2 separate regions of the Mus musculus genome follow, and region 1 is linked to region 2. The links are chromatin loops, found by intact Hi-C in ENCODE. Cell type or tissue: gastrocnemius. All regions are shown on one strand. Each heading gives the region's core, and the rest is flanking DNA. Links, peaks and the distances in the headings are about the cores only. Region 1 holds the start of Ppan (peter pan homolog). Region 2 has its middle 1.8 kb from the start of Mrpl4.

Region 1 (2,911 bases), core at 266-2,765, 110 kb after region 2:
CAGCTGGGGCTCAGGGAGGGAAAGGGACGGTGTGGCGCGCACTCACCAAGTATACACTGTTATCTGTTTTGGTCAAAATAAGGAAGTGTGTGACCCCCAGGGGGCCAGCCACTGCCACACAGTCCTTCAGGGAGTTCTTCTTTCGAACCTGATAAATGGAGAAAGAAACGGACACAAGGGGCTGGTGAGATGGCTCAGTGGGTAAGAGCACCCGACTGTTCTTCCGAAGGTCCAGAGTTCAAATCCCAGCAACCACATGGTGGCTCACAACCATCTGTAATGAGACCTGAGACCCTCTTCTGGAGTGTCTGAAGACAGCTACAGTGTACTTACATATAATAAATAAATAAATCTTTAAAAAAAAAAAAAAGAAACGGACACAAACATTGAGAGAAGACGTTTAAACGATTATTCTGAGATGGTATTTCTGACCACACACTCCTTTCTGGAGGTATTGGGGTTTTACCTGTACCCCTAAACTATTGCCCCAGCACTCAAAAATACTCTTTAAAAAGTATTTTTTACAAGCCTGTTGGGAGGGACGCAAAGATGGAGGTCAGAGGACTTCAGGAGCTGTTTCACCCCCTCCACTACGTGGGGCACAGGAATTGAACTACAGTTTAACAGCAAGCCCCCTTTCCCACTGAGTCACCTAGCGATTGCCCCCAAAGTATGACTTTCCGTTTTTTACACAAGACCTCACTATGTAACCACAGATGGTCTCTATGGTGATCTTCCCCCTCGATTCTATTCCCGATTTCGCCTGCACACCATTAAGCCTGGGTCAGAGGTGCTGGGGATTCAGCCAAGCCCTCCCACATGGAAGGCAGGCGCTCAGCTTCTGGCCCCAAGTCCTCGCCAAGATGCCGAGCCCCGAACCTGGAGCTGAAGGGCTGAGGGATACAGACCTGCAGGCGGGTAGCGGTGAGAGGTTCCATGACCCGCCGCACATCCAGGCTGAGCTGCCGGACATTGCGACCCGCTCGGCCTCGCGTGAACACGAACGAGTGCGGCTGTGCAGCGTAGGACTCGAGGTTGCGGAGCTGCGCCTGGGCGCGATTGCGCTTCTGATGTCGGGACTGCGGGGACGACAGGCAGGCGGTGAGCGCCCAAGCTTCGGCCGCGACCCCACCAGTGCCCCATGCCCGCCCAGGCCGCCGCGCCTCACCCGCCCGGACTGCCCCATGCTGCCTGCTTCCCCACGAGGCAGCCTCTGTATTCGCTTCCGGCGCACACCGCTCACTTCCGTGCAGGAGACGCAAAGAGGACGGACTTTACGTGGCCAACTTCCGGTGCCACGCGGCTCGTAACTCTTCCCACTTCCTGCGTGCCGGCCAGTGACGTCATCCAACGGTCCTTGGCTCCGGACGGCTTAAAGGACCGAGAATCCTTTCCAGGGGTCTTTATAAAGATGCCGTGGTCCTTTTTGCACAAAAGAGAGGGGCCTCACAATTATTTGAGGGTTCGAGTCCCTATCCTGAACGTTTCGGCAAGCGTACTGCCCCCTTTGTTTGGCCTTTCAGTTTTTTATTCTGAAACAGGATCTCACGCAGCCCACGCTGGCCTGCAACTAACAGAGATCCGCGTGCGTACACTGAGCGCTGGGATTAGAGGCATGTGCCACCCTTCCTGGCTGACTAAACTCACACAGATCCGTGGGCCCGTATCTTCCAAGGACAGGAACTAAAGACTTGTACCACCATGTCCACCCCCTCTCCAAATAGATTGTATTTATTTATTTATTTTTAAATATTTTTTATTACATATTTTCCTCAGTTACATTTCCAATGCTATCCCAAAAGTCCCCCATACCCTCCCCCCCACTTCCCTACCCACCCATTCCCATTTTTTTTTTTTTTTTGGCCCTGGCGTTCCCCTGTACTGGGGCATATACAGTTTGCGTGTCCAATGGGCCTCTCTTTCCAGTGATGGCCGACTAGGCCAATCTGTGGTGGTGCATATGAGGAGATCAGAGGGTCATTTTTAAGAGTTGGTTCTCAGGCTGAAGAGATGGTTCAACGGTTAAGAGCACTGACTGCTCTTCCGAAAGCCCTGAGCTCAAATCCCAGCAACCCCAAGGTGGCTCCCAACCATAATGAGTTCTGACGCCCTCTTCCGGTGTTTCTGAAGACAGTTACAGTGTACTTACATATAATAAATAACTCTTTAAAAAAAGAGTTGGTTCTTTCCTTTTGCCATATGAGGCCTGGAGATGGAGTTCAGATCCTCAGACTTGGTGGTAGGTGTCTCTACTCAACTAAGTCATCTTGCCAGACCTCTAAAATGTTTTAAAATATAATTGTGTTATGCTCATGGGTATTTTGCATGCACAGATGTTTGTGTGTCACTTCTGAAAAAGGAGCTGGAGTTACAGATGGTTGTGAGTTGCCATGTGGGTGCTAGGGATTGAACCTGGGTCCTCTGTAAGAGCAGCTAGTGCTCTTAACCCTGAGCTAGCTCTCCAGGCAATTTTATCGGCCAGTGACGTCAGCTTACCAGTATTGGATTCCCTTATGTTTTTCATTCATCTTTAGTTTGACTCCTTCATTTTCTCTTTCTTCCTTGCATCTATTTCCTTCCTTTGTTCCTGCCCCCACTTCTCTCTCGCTCATTCTTCTGCTAGTCCCATCTGTTGTATCTTAACAGCCATTCCTCTATTCTGAGGCCCTTAACATACCCCCAACTAAGTATCCTGGCACCCTGCCTTCTGTGAATAAAGATGCAGTCCTGATCCTGGGCACAGTGGTCCCTGACACTTGGGGCTCACGCAGTTGTCTGTCAGATCCTGAGGGCCATCTTTGCTCCCCAAAATCCTGTCTGCAGATGGGCAGAAGTGTGGAAACTTCCTCTGGAAGGCAAGCACTCTGAATCTTTCAAACCTTCCTCTCTCCCTTTAACCCCACCCCCCACC
Region 2 (2,911 bases), core at 139-2,638:
TAGCACTCAGAAGCAACACTGCAATTCGAGGCCAGCCTGGTCTATATAGTACATAGTGACTTCAGAGTGAGACCCTGTCTGGAAATTAAGAAAAAAATTTTAAAGGTGTGTGCCATGTCCATGTCATGTGGCTATTTTTCGCTTTTTCAATATATATGTATTTTAATTTTTTACTTTTAAGAAATATTTTATTTATTTTATACATATAAGTGCTCTGTTTGCATGCCTGAAGAGAGCATCAGATCCCATTATAGGTGGCTATGAGCCACCATGTGGTTGCTGGGAATCGAACTCGGGAAGAGCAGACAGTGCTCTTAACCACAGAGCTATCTCTCCAGCTCCTATTTTAGTTTTCTTAATTTATTTTTGTGTTTGAGTGTGGAAGTAAGAAGACAACTCAAGGGAGTTGCGATTTCCTTTCACTCTGTGGATAGAACTCAGGCCATCCAGTTTGGTGGCAAGCCACCTAACCAGCTGAGCCATCTCAAACGCCATCCTATTCTTTTGTAAACAAGGCTTCTCTGTGTAGCCAAGGATGACCTTGAGTTCAGAGTCTCCCTGTCTGGCTTCCGGAGGTCTGGATTGCTGGTTGTCTGCACCGCTATGCTTACATGACCAGGTGAATCTAATTTTATCTGATCTTCCCTCCCCCTCTCTTTGGTGTGTGAAGGGGTCTGATTTGGCTGGCCTTGAACTCTGTGTAGTCAAGAGTAACCTTGAATTTCTGATTCTTTTTTTTTTTTTTTTTTTTTGAGACAGGGTTTCTCTGTGTAGCCCTGGCTGTCCTGGAACTCACTCTGTAGACCAGGCTGGCTTCGAACTCAGAAATCCGCCTGCCTCTGCCTCCCGAGTGCTGGGATTAAAGGCATGCGCCACCATGCCCGGCTGAATTTCTGATTCTTCTGCCCCCCACCTCAAGAGTCCTGAGATTATATGTATGTGCCACCATGCTGGTTTATTTAGTGCTAAAGATCAAGATGTTTGTGCAGTTTAGGTGCCCTAGCAGCTGAGCCATCTCTCCAGCCCCTATGGGGTTTATTTATTTGTTGAGAGAGAACTCCAGTATGTAATCTTGAAATCCTCCAGCCTCCTCTTTCCAGATGTGTTTGATTCTTTAAATGAAAGTCCTGCCAGAAAGCTTTCAGTATTTCTTAGATTCTCCAGGGCTGGCTATATCCCTCTGAAATCCCTCCTATCAGCCCTGTGTCCCTCCACTCACATCTAATCCAGGATCCTGCCCCCTGTCCTTCTAGGACTCTCCCAGGGCAGAGGGGAAAAAAAAATTACCTCATGAACAGATCCAGATCACCTCACTAAGAACCTCTCCAAAGATAATTGAAAGAGTTTATGGTTTGTCTCTGTTCCACACTTGACCTTCAGGGGGTGCTGAGAGCTTACACCTGGCTCACTGCCATCCACTATGAGGGCTGGACAGAGCTTGGACTCTGGTCTCTGAGCCAACCTCCTTTTCATCACCTGGATAATGGGAAAATTGTGATTCTTTTGTAAATGAGGAGTACAAAGGGTGGAATTCCTGGCTTGAGATGAAAATTCAGTAACCAGCATTATGGATTCTAATACTGAAGGAGCCTTGTGATCAAAGAGACAACAGAAGACCAAGGCAGGCCGGGCATGGTGGTACAAGCCTTTAATCCCAGCACTTAGGAGGCAGAGGCAGACCAAGGCAGGTGGTTCTTAGTGAGTTCAGGCAACCTTGGTCTACATAGTGAGTTCCAGGCTACACAGTGCCATAACTCACTGGTGGAGCAGACCCTGGAGAATGTAATTATTGGGCTAAATGCATATAGTTTTGTTGTTGTTGTTGTTGTCGTCGTCGTCGTCTTTGCATTTGTTATCAGTTTATGTATTTTCAGACATGTATTATGTAGCCCAGCCTAGCTTGGAACTCACTATGTAGCTGAGAATAACCATGAACCCTGATCTTCTGTCTCTGCCTTTCTCGTGCTAACATGACTGTCTTGTGGAACTATGTGCTGTTCGTGTAGTACTGAGGCTGGAGTCCAGGGCCTCCTGCTTGTTAGGCAAACACCCTATCCACTGAGCCCCAGCCTCACTGATATATTTTTGAACATTTCTAGGATATACTATTAGATTTACTAATTAACTATTAAACAGTGGTAGCCAAGTATACATGAGGCCCTTGGTTCTATCTCCAGCACCACAAAGAAAACAAGGATTTATTCTAACCAACAGTGCCTTTTCTATGTGCAGTTGAGAGTGGGCATACATATGCCAAGCTGCAGATGTGGAGGTCAGAAGGTGATGTTGAGTTGTTAGTCCTTTTCTTTCACTAGATAAGTTCCAGGGATCAAGCTCAGGTTGTTAGACTTGGTAGCAAGCACCTTTATCCACTGAGCCGTCTCATTGGCCCAAGAACCTAGTGTTTTGGGGGTTTGTTCTTACTGGTATTTGTTTGTTTATCTTTTTATTCATTCATTCATTTGTGTTGGGGGCACACATGTGGGTATGGAGATCAAAAGACCATTTGTGGGAATTGGTTCTCTCTTTCTCTCTCTCTCTTTCTTTTGTTTTTGTTTTTGTTTTTGGTTTTTTGAGACAGGGTTTCTCTGTATAGCCCTGGTTGTTCTGGAACTCACTTTGTAGACCAGGCTGGCCTCGAACTCTGAAATCCACCTGCCTCTGCTTCCCGAGTGCTGGGATTAAAGGTGTGCACCATCATGCCCGGCTTGGTATCCTAGGTCTTAAAGTCAGATGTGAAGCTTGGCAACAAGCATCTTTACCTGTGGAGTCCTCCTGACAAACCTGAAATCCAAGTCTTTGTAAGTGCAAAAAGTGGGCCTTACTACGTAGCTCTGGCTGGCCAATCTCAAACTCACAGAGATCCACTTGCCTCTTCTTCCTGAGTGCTGGGATTAAAGGCGTGCATCAC

The links. Hi-C counts contacts between places; a loop is a spot of excess contacts. Peaks named below come from ENCODE experiments on the same cell type or tissue, not always from the same donor. Only the 100,000 strongest peaks of a DNase experiment are listed, where the experiment ranks them.
Region 1: a loop joins it to region 2, with 2.8 times the contacts of the local background. A loop is called at or near these places in 7 of 42 quality-filtered maps.

Annotation. Positions count from the first base shown.
Region 1 is chr9:20,886,575-20,889,485 of GRCm38, reverse strand. Ppan (peter pan homolog) reads right to left here and starts at 1,311. Exons shown (of 11, transcript NM_145610.2): 1 at 1,169-1,311; 2 at 909-1,079; 3 at 47-148. The coding sequence starts at 1,186. LOC115487308 (a small nucleolar RNA gene) reads right to left here and starts at 2; the gene lies at 1-2. In gastrocnemius, for the core only: a CTCF peak has its summit at 1,483; a DNase peak (open chromatin) is centred at 1,294; H3K4me3 peaks cover 1,743 bases; H3K27ac peaks cover 2,277 bases.
Region 2 is chr9:20,999,473-21,002,383 of GRCm38, reverse strand. It overlaps a transcript of Mrpl4 not described here. Among named protein-coding and RNA genes, the nearest start is that of Mrpl4, 1.8 kb to the left of the region's middle. In gastrocnemius, for the core only: a CTCF peak has its summit at 1,388; a DNase peak (open chromatin) is centred at 1,393; H3K4me3 peaks cover 8 bases.